Linked DNA regions of Homo sapiens: all the other regions are linked to region 1. The links are chromatin contacts, found by Hi-C or POLR2A ChIA-PET in ENCODE. All regions are on one chromosome and are shown on one strand. The core of a region is the stretch at or near the end of the contact, and the rest is flanking DNA. Distances in the headings are between cores, read along the strand shown.

Region 1 (3,073 bases), core at 1-2,500:
ACTTTAGTCGGGAAGAGGGACAGGGGTGGACCTGAGTTTCGTCTCCTGTCTCTCTGGCTGATGTCACCTGAATAAAGCCTTCTTCCCTGGCAATACTTACATCTCAGTGATTTGCTTTCTGTGCATCTAGCAACAGGACTCTGGACCAAGGCCCTGGCGTTGGGTAACAATTCTGTAATGCTGCAGGACTTCCCCAATCCACGCAGGAATCCCCGCAGGCATCCACGCAGGAATCACCTGATGAAGGGCCAGGGTCAGGTGTGGGCCACCATCCCAAGACCTCCCTTCTCTCTAGGGCCAGCCCCTCTCCTCTGAGCACCTGCTGACCAGCCCAAAGCCCTCTCCACTCCTCAGCTTGAACTCCCCCAGGGTCTCCCTGTGGCCCACAGGTCCTTTGGAGGCTCGGGCATCTGCATGCAAATCCCAAACCACTGTCCCCTTTGCACACACTGAGCCTGCCCTTGTCCTCGTCCTGGTCTACCATGCGTGTCCTCCCTCTGCACGGGCATGGGACATGCCCTCTGCCTCCTTCCTGTCCTGGCCTGCCCAACTCCTACCTACCCTCAGCGCAGATCCTCCCAACACACACATGCAGGCAGCCTCGGGGCCTCTGCGGGTCCCTCTACCACAGCATTCCCGGGGAAAGGCCCGGCGTGGTGGCTCACGCCTGTAATCCCAGCACTTTGGCAGGCCGAGGCAGGAGGATCGCCTGAGTCCAGGAGTTCCAGACCAGCCTGGGCAACATGGCGAGACCCCGTCTCTACAAAAAATACAAAAATTAGCCGAGCCTGGTGGTGGCAGGCGACTGTGGTTCCAGCTGCTCGGGAGGCTGAGAAGTGAGGATCACCCGAGCCTGGGAGGTCGAGGCTGCAGTGAGCCGAGATCGCACCACTGCATTCCAGCCTGAGCCACAGAGCCAGATTGTCTCAAAAAAAGAAAAAAAAAAAAAAAAAAAAAAAAATTCGCTGGTAGGAAACATAGGCTGGTTGAGTACGGGAGTCATACAGATCAGGTGGATCAGGCGGCCGCACACCGCAGCTCTACGGCCCGGGAACGTTACTAAATACTCCCATGCCTCAGCTTCCCGCCTTAACGTGGTAACACGTTACTGTAGTTTCTCCACGCAGAGCTGCTGTGAGGATTAAAAGAGGCCGCGTGAGTTGAGCATCTCGTCGCCATTACCGTCATCACACGCCCCCCACCCAACCCGGCGGGCCCACCCTCTGCACCCACGGCGAAAGCACTCTTTCTAAACCACGCCCCGGATGTCCCGCCTCCAGCGGCTCGGAGGTCTTCACTTATTGGCCTCCCCAAACCAACATGGCGGCCCCCTACAAACTTCAAGCGCCGGTCTCTCCTAGCCAATCAAAAGAAAGATATTTCTGAATCCCGCCTCTTTCAGCAGCCTTGCTGGCCAATCAGACCACACCATGAAGCATCAATACAGAAAAGGGGGAACCCGCTGGCCCAATGGCAGCGTCCTACAGTGTAGCCTCCGCCTCCCGATTGACTGGCCTGCTTGGCAAGGCAAGTAGCGGCGGCGCTTCAAGGTGGGTGTTCACGTTTTGGCCGTGAAAGTCGGGCTTGGGCAGCGTGGCGTCGGGGGCGAGTGTGGTGTCCCCGTTGGCGCCGCCAGCTCTGCGCCTGGGCTTCCCCTCGGCTCACTCAGGATCCGCGGCCTCCGTGTCCTTCAGGTGCAGCGGGGAGCCGGCTCTCAGGGCGCATGCGCCGCCCGCTCTGCGCCACCGGCCTAGTTAGGGTCGGAGATCACTGGGAAGGTGGGGAAGGTGCTGGGTTGGGTCCCTGGAACTGCAGTCAGTGATCCAAAGGAGTGGGCCTGTTAGGGGGTTCACAGGTCGTGGGATGAGCTCTTATGAGCGCCGGCTAAGTGCCGGGCTCTGGGGTGCCCTTGGCATGTACGGGCTCCCCTAATTCCCAAGACCAACCGCCCCCAACCCACTTCATAGGTGAGAAGACGGAGGTCAGGTCACATCATCTGCCCAAGGTCACGCGGCAGGCTGGGGGACAGTTCCAGGAGGGCCTTGAAGCTGGGGAAAGGAATGTGGTACCGAGGACTGTTCAGGCCTTGAAGAGTTTCCAGCAGGGCAGGGCTGGGTTCCGATCCTCGGCCCACCTCCTTATCGTGTGACTTCCGACAAGTCACTTTTTTATCTTTTTTTTGAGACAAGGTCTCACTCTGTCGCCCAGGTTGGAGGGCAGTGGTGCAGTCTGGGCTCACTGCAACTTCTGCCTCCTGGGTTCAAGCGATTCTCCTACCTCAACCTCCCGAGTAGCTGGGATTATAAGTGCCCACCACCACACCTGGCTAATTTCTGTATTTTTTGGTAGGGACGGGGTTCCACCATGTTAGCCAGGCTGGTCTCAAACTCCTGACCTCAGGTGATCCACCTGCCTCAGCCTCCCAAAGTGCTGGGATTACAGGCGTGAGCCACCACACCCAGCCCTAGCGAGTCACTCAACAAACTGAGTCCCAGCGCCTTATTTGTGCCTCCCTCGTGGAGTCCTTGTAAGGATAGGATGGCAGCGCTTTCCACCCCTGGGCACGGTTCCTGGGGGAGGAGAGCTAACAAAGTTCGCTCTCAGTGCATGCTGGCGGGGGCTGGTAATGTTGTTTTTGGTTAGATTTGGGGAGGATGAAGGGAGGAGCAGAAAGGTGGGAAACAGGATCTCTGGGAGGGAGAAAGGAAGGATGGATTTAAAAGGTTTCTTAGGTGAGGCAGAACTTGGGGTCCACAGAAACTGAATTGTAGCTCAGCCAAGCTGAATCAGATGGAAAGCTGGGAGGCGCTGGGAACAGGAAAGCCATCTGTGCCTCTGACAGCAATGGGGTGCGAGTAGAGGGCAAAGTGACACATGTCAGTGGAGACTTGGGATCCTTGCGGTGCCAGTCTCAGAAGAGGATGGTTCTTGGGCACACCCCACCCTCCATCCCTTTTTATGCCACCAGATGCGCTGCCTGACCACGCCTATGCTGCTGCGGGCCCTGGCCCAGGCTGCACGTGCAGGTAGGACCAAAGAAGCCTTTGCTGGGGGTAGGGGAGTCCAGTCTCCT
Region 2 (3,460 bases), core at 299-2,798, 740 kb before region 1:
GGCGGGAGTCTGGGGAAGAGGGTAGGTGTGGTTGGGTTGGCTTCGGACATACTGATGGGATAGCATGGGATCCCTGGGCACAGAGATGTCCTGGAGTAAGCTGAAATGTGGACCTGGGGGTGGCATCAGGGTGACAATGGGAACGGACAGTCTCTCTCCCAGGGATGTGGGGGTCAGGGAGAGAGAGGAGGCCGTGGAAGAGGGTTGAGAAGGCACTGTCATGGAATTAAGTGCCAGTGGGGAGCTGTGTTCAAGATGGCAGAAATCAGGAGAGGCTGGAACCAAGAAAGTCCTGTCGGGGTTGAGTTTGGAGAGGGCTCAGGGAAGGGACCGCCTCTGAGAAAAGGGGTGGCCAGGGAGGGCTGCAGTAGTGGTGAGCAGGTGAGCTCTGGGCATTCAGAAGCCTTCGGGCTGCTACCAACCCCAGGACCTCACAGATTGACACCATAGCGTGGGGTGGCAAAGTGACCCCAGATGGCACAGGCGCCATGTGACTACAGGGAGAAGGCAGGGTAAAAATGGCAATCAGGCCTTCCAGCCCAGAGTCTCAGAACTGAGGACGCCCTACAGCAGGAAGTGATGCTCAAGCTAGCTGGCCCTCCTCAATCATGTTCCACGTAGGGAAAGGGAGAATAGAGGGTCAGCCTTGGCCACCTAGCAAAACCAGGGCCCCAGACCCCAGGCTGGGCCTCCAGTAATCAAGGGCCGGAACTGAGCTGACGGAGGCCTGCACCCTAGTTCCGGTGTGGGTGGAGGGGCCGGCCCTGATTTCGAAACTCGCCTTCCTCTCCTGACGCTGGCAGCCAACCGCAGCCTCTGCAAAAGGGACTCGTGCGGCGGGCGAAGGCAGCCGTTCGCCGCGGGCGGTCCTCCGCCGGGACGGCTCTGCCGCTGCCTGGGCCTGCGCCCCTCTCTCCCCGAACTCCTATCCCTGACTTCAGGGCCCCGGGGGCCGCCTCCCCGCATCGCTGGGCCTGCAGACACCGGCCAGGTCCCAGGGGAAGGTGCTTCCCGCTCAGCCGGCAAGCACTTAGTGGCGTCTGCTCGTTGCTCGTCTCCAGGCCGGGTGAGGGGAGCCGGGGCGCCCCACTTCACCCGCACACCCCAGCAGAGTCGGTGACCGCGGGACCTGGGGTAGGAAGACCGGGGCGAGCAAGGGGATCCGCGGGGGAAACGCAGGCATCACGGCTGCAGCAGGACCGCGGCCCGCCGCGCACGCGCGTGCACTACCGAGGGGCCCAGTGCCCGCCCCCTCCGGCCCCGCCTTCCTCTTCCGGACCCGGCTCCGGGGGTCTGCGCAGGGCTCGGGGCGCCTCCTGCGGGCCGCGGGCGGAGCTGTAACCGGGCACCGCCCTCCAGGCCGCCCCAGCGGACCCGGGCCCGACCGAGGTCGGGGCGCAGACCCAAGGCCGGGCATCTCCTCGGGCGCTCGCGGTTGCTCTGCCGCGCGCTGGCCTGGCCGCGGTTGCCATGGTTGCGGGGGGACGGGGGCGCGCGCGAAGCCCCGCCCCGGCCCGGCGCAGCCCCGCCCGCTCCGCCGCCCGCCCCGCCCTCCCTGCCGCCCGCGCTGCCGCCGCCGCCGCCGCCGCCGCTACTGCTGCGGGGGCCGCGGGGGGCGCAGCTGGGGCGCGGCTCGGAGGGGAGGCTAGGGGGCCGTGCCAGGCCCGAAGCCGAGGCGGGGCCGGGATGCGGCGCTGAGGCCCAGCATGGCCGGCCCGGGCCCCACCTTCCCGCTGCACCGGCTCGTCTGGGCGAACCGGCATCGCGAACTGGAGGCCGCACTGCACAGCCACCAGGTGAGGCCCCGCTGGGGCACCCGGCCCTTCCCCCGGGTCCCCCACCCAAGGCTGTGGCCTCCGTCCTGGAGCCCCCCCCCCCCCCCCGCCCGCTCAGCTCCGCAGCCACATCCTGGGCCTTCCTCCCCTGCACGATCCCAAGCCCAGGTCACCGGCCCCTCGCGCCTGAGCCTCTGGCCTCCTCTCCCCTGCGCTGGGCCTTGCCCTGCTCGCCCGAACTCGCTTCCGCATCCTTGCTGACCCAAGCTGAGAACAAGAACTCTGGTCCTGGTCCCCAGGTTCCGCCAAACTCCTGACAACCTGCAGCTCTGCCTGACCAGGCCCCGCCGCCAGACCCCGGCTCTGCCCCTGCCTTCCCTCCTGCCCCCTCCTCTCCCCTGCCAGGACACGCAGGCCACCCTCTGCCATCTCCCTGGTCAGTCCGCCGTCCTTATTTCCCACAGCGATTCCCAACCCTGCTCGCCCTGGCAGCCTCCCTGCCTTGCCCTCTTCTCTCCTGCCCTTTGTGAGTGTCCCGTCTCCCCCAGCACGACATTGAACAGGAGGACCCCCGCGGGCGGACCCCACTGGAGCTGGCCGTGTCTCTGGGAAACCTGGAGTCTGTGAGAGTGCTCCTTCGACACAATGCCAACGTGGGCAAAGAGAACCGCCAGGGCTGGGCAGGTACTGCAGAGGACAAGGGGCTCCCCCTGAGGCTGGCAGGCGGGGGGCAGTGAGCAGCCAGGCCTGGGGTCATCTGGAGGGCTCCCCTCAGCAGCCTGGTGCCCGCAGTCCTGCAGGAGGCAGTCAGCACTGGAGACCCCGAGATGGTGCAGCTGGTGCTCCAGTATCGGGACTACCAGAGGGCCACGCAGAGGCTGGCGGGCATTCCGGAACTGCTCAACAAACTTCGCCAGGTACAGCAGGGCACAGTTATGGAGGTGGGGTACCATGGCAGGGCACCACCCTGGTTACTGTGCCAGGCCTGGCCTTGGAAAGGCACCCAGTTTGTGCAGTGTGCCTCCTGCCACCAGCAAGGAGGTCTGTCTATCTTGACCCCAGCCCAGGGTCACGTAGGAAAGAGAGACGGCCAGGCTCACGTGGGAGAGACTGGACCCTTTGGAAGAGAAGCCTTGCCAGCTTTGGGCCTCCTGAAGAATGCAGATTACCTGGAGCAGGGACTTCAGGTTGACTCGGTGGATTATGGCCTGAAACCCTGGAATACTTGCTACTACGCACCCTTCTGGAAGCACACGGAGGGGCCTGGCTGGCAGAGCATACTATCTCATACCCCCTACCCCAGGAGCAGGCTCGGAGGGAGCCACTGTGCCCCCTTTACAGAGTAGGACTCTGAGACCCAGTGGAAACAAAGGCTCCCCCAGGGCTCTGCACAGGCTCATGGCCAGGTTGAGGCTGGCCCTCCACCTCCAGGTGCTTACAGCCTCATTGTCTGAAGACCACTGTAGTGCCCCACTTGGCCCACCCTCTCCAGGGCAGAGTGGTTGGGCGTAGCTGAGCCATAGCAGTGCGTCAAGACTTGATGAAGGGCCAGGCGTTGTGGCTTACTCCTGTAATCCCAGCGCTTTCTGAGGCCAAAGTGGGCGGATCACTTGAGCCCAGGAGGTGGAGACCAGCCTGGGCAACATGGTGAAAGCCGTCTCTACAAAAAGTACAAAAATTAGCTG
Region 3 (3,460 bases), core at 915-3,414, 640 kb before region 1:
CAGCATACTGAGCCGGATGCCCAGGGACAGGGGCACTATTTCCATGGATCCCCCGGGAAGGGGAAGGGAAGAGTAACCTCCTCCCCCAAGGCTCCACGGAAGGGGCAAGGGCTGGTGACGAGGGGAGCAGAAGGGAAGGAGAGGGAGAAACAAAGTGTATGCATGTATCCAAATGTGTACAATTATTATGTATCAATTCAACTCATTTGAAAGTGGGTCTGGAGAGCAAGGGTGGCAGAGATAAATATATCTTCTGCACTACCACAGGACCTGAGGGGCAAGGCACGGGCAGGCCCTGCAGGAATACAGGGATGCCCTGGGCCCTTCCAAGAACTACCAGAGCCTTGGTACTGTGGGGAGAGTAGGGGTCAGTGAGTTTCTCCAGGACTCCCTTACATTTTACACACGTGGACCCGGAAGCCCAGGGGAAGGGGAATACCTTCCAGCTGATGCATCCCCACCTGGCACACAGTCTGGTTTTTTTTTTTGAGATGGAGTCTCACTCTGTTGCCAGGCTAGAGTGCAGTGGCGCGATCTCGGCTCACTGCAACCTCCGCCTCCGGGTTCAAGCAATTCTCCTGCCTCAGCCTCCAGAGTAGCTGGGACTACAGGCGCGTGACAACATGCCCGGCTACTTTTTGTACTTTTAGTAGAGACGGGGTTTCACCATGTTGGCCAGAATGGTCTGGATCTCTTGACCTCGTGATCCGCCCGCCTCGGCCTCCCAAAGTGGTAGGATTACAGGCGTAAGCCACCGTACCCGGCCAGTCTGGGGTCTTTTAAAAATACAGACCCGGGGCTGGGCGCGGTGGCCCATGCCTGTAATCCCAGCACTTTGGGAGACCGAGGCGGGCGGATCACTTGAGGTCAGGAGTTCGAGACCAGCCTGGCCAACATGGTGAAACCCGTCTCTACTAAAAGTACAAAAATTAGCCAGGCGTTGTGGCAGGCGCCTGTAATCCCAGCTACTTGGGAGGCTGAAGCAGGAGAATCGCTTGAACCTGGGAGGCGTGATCGTGCCACTGTACTCCAGCCTGGGCGACAGAGCGAGGCTCTATCTCAAAACAAACAAACAAAAAAACCCCACACACACACACAAAAAACAAAAAACAGGCCGGTGCAGTAGCTCACTCCACTTTGAGAGGCCAAGGCGGAAAGACAGCTTGAACCCCACAGTTGAGACCGGCCTGGGCAACATGGCAAGACTCCGTCTCTACCCAAAAAAAAAAAAAAAAAAAAAGGGCCGGGCGTGGTGGGTGTGCCTGTGGTCCCAGATACTCAGGAGACTGAGATGGGAGGATCCCTTGAGCCCAGGAGTTCCAGGCGGCAGTGAGCCGTGTTCGCGCCACTGCACTCCAGCCTGGGTGACAGAGCAAGAATATGTCTCAAAAAACAAACAAACAAAAAAAGGCACATAACCACGATCTACCCTCGTAAAACGTTTCCAGAGCGTCCCAGCGGTGCCCCTCATCATCTGGCGGCCCCTACGCCTCTCTGAGACTCACAGACCTACTCCCCTCTCCAGGGGGCGGAGCCCACACCGCTGAGCATTTACTCTTGTTCTTCCCTCTGCCAGGGGCACCGTTCTACCCCTTTCTGCCTGGAGAAACTGCCGTTTTTCCTTAAAGGATCCTCGAAGCCGGAAGGAGCAGCCACCTCCCACTCCCGGCTGCTGCAAGCAAGCTGCTTTGACTTCTTTCTAGAGTTGGGGATTGCTGCTGGAGTCCGAGTCTCAGGCCCAGAGTGGGTGCGATGGTCTTGCTTGCACCCTGTATCCCCCGGCAGACGCCCGGGAACTCTACTAAGTGGGTGACCCCAGAGAGCTCGCCCCCACACTCCGACTCCGAGTCCAGCACTCGGTCCACTGCACAGGGACCTCGCGCCCCACAGCTGCGTCCTCTCTGACCTTCGCAATCCGGTGCGCGGCCCGCGGAACGCCCCGATCTCCAGGGGCACGGAAGGCCGAGGCGTGCCGGGGGAGCCAGGAGCAGCTGGCTGGCGGGCGCCGCGGGCCTCCCCGGTCACGTGACACCCCGGACAACGTGCGCCGTCACGTGACGGCAGAGCCTGTGAGCGTTTTTCTCACGTGACGGAGGCGCCTGCACGTGGACCAATGGGGAGGCGGGGGCGGGGCCGGCAGGGGCGGTGCGCGGGAAGGGACCCCGGACCCGGAGGTCGCGGAGAGCTGGGCAGTGTTGGCCGCTGGCGGAGCGCTGGGGCAGCATGAAGTGCCTGGTCACGGGCGGCAACGTGAAGGGTGAGTGCAGGTCGGCCTGGCAGCGGCGGTGCAGCAGCCGCGGAGCCGCCAGCCTAACCCCCTTCCGCTCTTCTCCCCGCAGTGCTCGGCAAGGCCGTCCACTCCCTGTCCCGCATCGGGGACGAGCTCTACCTGGAACCCTTGGAGGACGGGGTGAGGGGCTAGGGTGTGGGGGGCGGGTGGGACTCCAGCCGGGAGCGGGTAACCCGGACTAGAGTCTCGCCCCCACTAGGCGGGATGACCGCTGGCAGATTTGTCGGCAAAGTTTCAGTTTCTTAGTCTGGCGGCTGTCATCTTCCCAGGCCGGTGTGTGAATTGAGGAAAGCTGTCCTGCGAGCTCCCAGGGGGTGACGTGCACTTAGAGAAACTCGGGGAAGGCCTGGGTGTGCGACCCCTCCTCTGCGGCAGCAGCGCCGGGGCCGACTCTGAAGGCTTCCATGGGGAAAGGAGGGTTTTTCAGCAGGTGGTGGCGGAGCGGGAGGACGATAGGGCAAGTGTGTGAGCAGAAGCAGCCAGAGGGCTGGGTCTGTGGCTGCCCCCTGACCACGTCCCTCTCCCTGCTCTTCGTGGCCCAGCTCTCCCTCCGGACGGTGAACTCCTCCCGCTCTGCCTATGCCTGCTTTCTCTTTGCCCCGCTCTTCTTCCAGCAATACCAGGCAGCCACCCCTGGTCAGGACCTGCTGCGCTGTAAGATCCTGATGAAGGTGAGGCCCTTCCCTCAGCAGTGGCACTACTCCACCCCAGGAATCTCCACCAGCTGTGCCTCTGCCCTGGGGTACTCAGTAGATGCTAAGTGGGGAGAGAGACACGTGCAAGCCCAATCCATGCAAAACACAGGGAGGGCCATGGTAAAAGCATCACAGCGGGGACCTGAGAGGGTGGTGACGCTCAAGTTCGTCAAGAAAGGTAAGCACGTCTTTTGGCCGGGCGCGGTGGCTCACGCCTGTAATCCCAGCACTTTGGGAGGCCGAGGCAGGCGGATCACGAGGTCAGGAGTTCGAGACCAGCCTGGCCAACATGGCGAAACCCCGTCTCTACTAAAAATACAAAAATTAGCTGGGCGTGGTGGCACGCGCCTGTAATCCCAGCTACTCGGGAGGCTGAGGCAGGAGAATTGCTTGAATCCGGGAGGTGGAGGTTGCAGTGAGCTGAGATCGCACCACTGCACTCCAGCCTGGGTGACAGAGCGAGACTCCATCTCAA

Evidence for each region. A loop is a pair of places that touch in the nucleus more often than their neighbours do. ChIA-PET counts read pairs that join two places held with the same protein, here RNA polymerase II (POLR2A). Pooled maps may share reads with other maps.
Region 2: a loop to region 1 is called in a pooled map, with 4 times the contacts of the local background. The contact joins the promoter of ANKRD13D here to the promoter of GLTC1 in region 1. A Hi-C loop is called at or near these places in 1 of 37 single-sample maps with no recorded cell type and 6 of 50 pooled maps. POLR2A ChIA-PET finds 5 or more read pairs at or near these places in 1 of 52 experiments (BJ).
Region 3: a loop to region 1 is called in a pooled map, with 4 times the contacts of the local background. The contact joins the promoter of RAD9A here to the promoter of GLTC1 in region 1. A Hi-C loop is called at or near these places in 5 of 50 pooled maps. POLR2A ChIA-PET finds 5 or more read pairs at or near these places in 2 of 52 experiments (H1 and activated B cell).

What each region holds. Positions count from the first base shown.
Region 1 is chr11:68,029,184-68,032,256 of GRCh38, forward strand. It overlaps GLTC1 (glycolysis associated regulator of LDHA post-transcriptional modification 1), which reads right to left and starts at 1,251. Exons shown (of 4, transcript NR_197583.1): 1 at 1,110-1,251; 2 at 101-237. It overlaps ALDH3B1 (aldehyde dehydrogenase 3 family member B1), which reads left to right. Exons shown (of 10, transcript NM_000694.4): 10 at 1-93. It overlaps NDUFS8 (NADH:ubiquinone oxidoreductase core subunit S8), which reads left to right and starts at 1,498. Exons shown (of 7, transcript NM_002496.4): 1 at 1,498-1,550; 2 at 2,969-3,026. The coding sequence starts at 2,969. RefSeq lists enhancers at 1,239-1,533, 1,525-1,704.
Region 2 is chr11:67,287,755-67,291,214 of GRCh38, forward strand. It overlaps ANKRD13D (ankyrin repeat domain 13D), which reads left to right and starts at 1,549. Exons shown (of 15, transcript NM_207354.3): 1 at 1,549-1,796; 2 at 2,324-2,459; 3 at 2,568-2,692. The coding sequence starts at 1,707. RefSeq lists enhancers at 455-664, 1,899-2,823, 2,824-3,460 and silencers at 885-954, 1,135-1,904.
Region 3 is chr11:67,389,822-67,393,281 of GRCh38, forward strand. It overlaps RAD9A (RAD9 checkpoint clamp component A), which reads left to right and starts at 2,165. Exons shown (of 11, transcript NM_004584.3): 1 at 2,165-2,257; 2 at 2,340-2,410; 3 at 2,833-2,961. The coding sequence starts at 2,224. It overlaps LOC100130987 (a long non-coding RNA gene), which reads left to right. Exons shown (of 4, transcript NR_024469.1): 4 at 1,577-1,866. RefSeq lists enhancers at 1,332-2,247, 2,282-2,786 and a silencer at 2,012-2,381.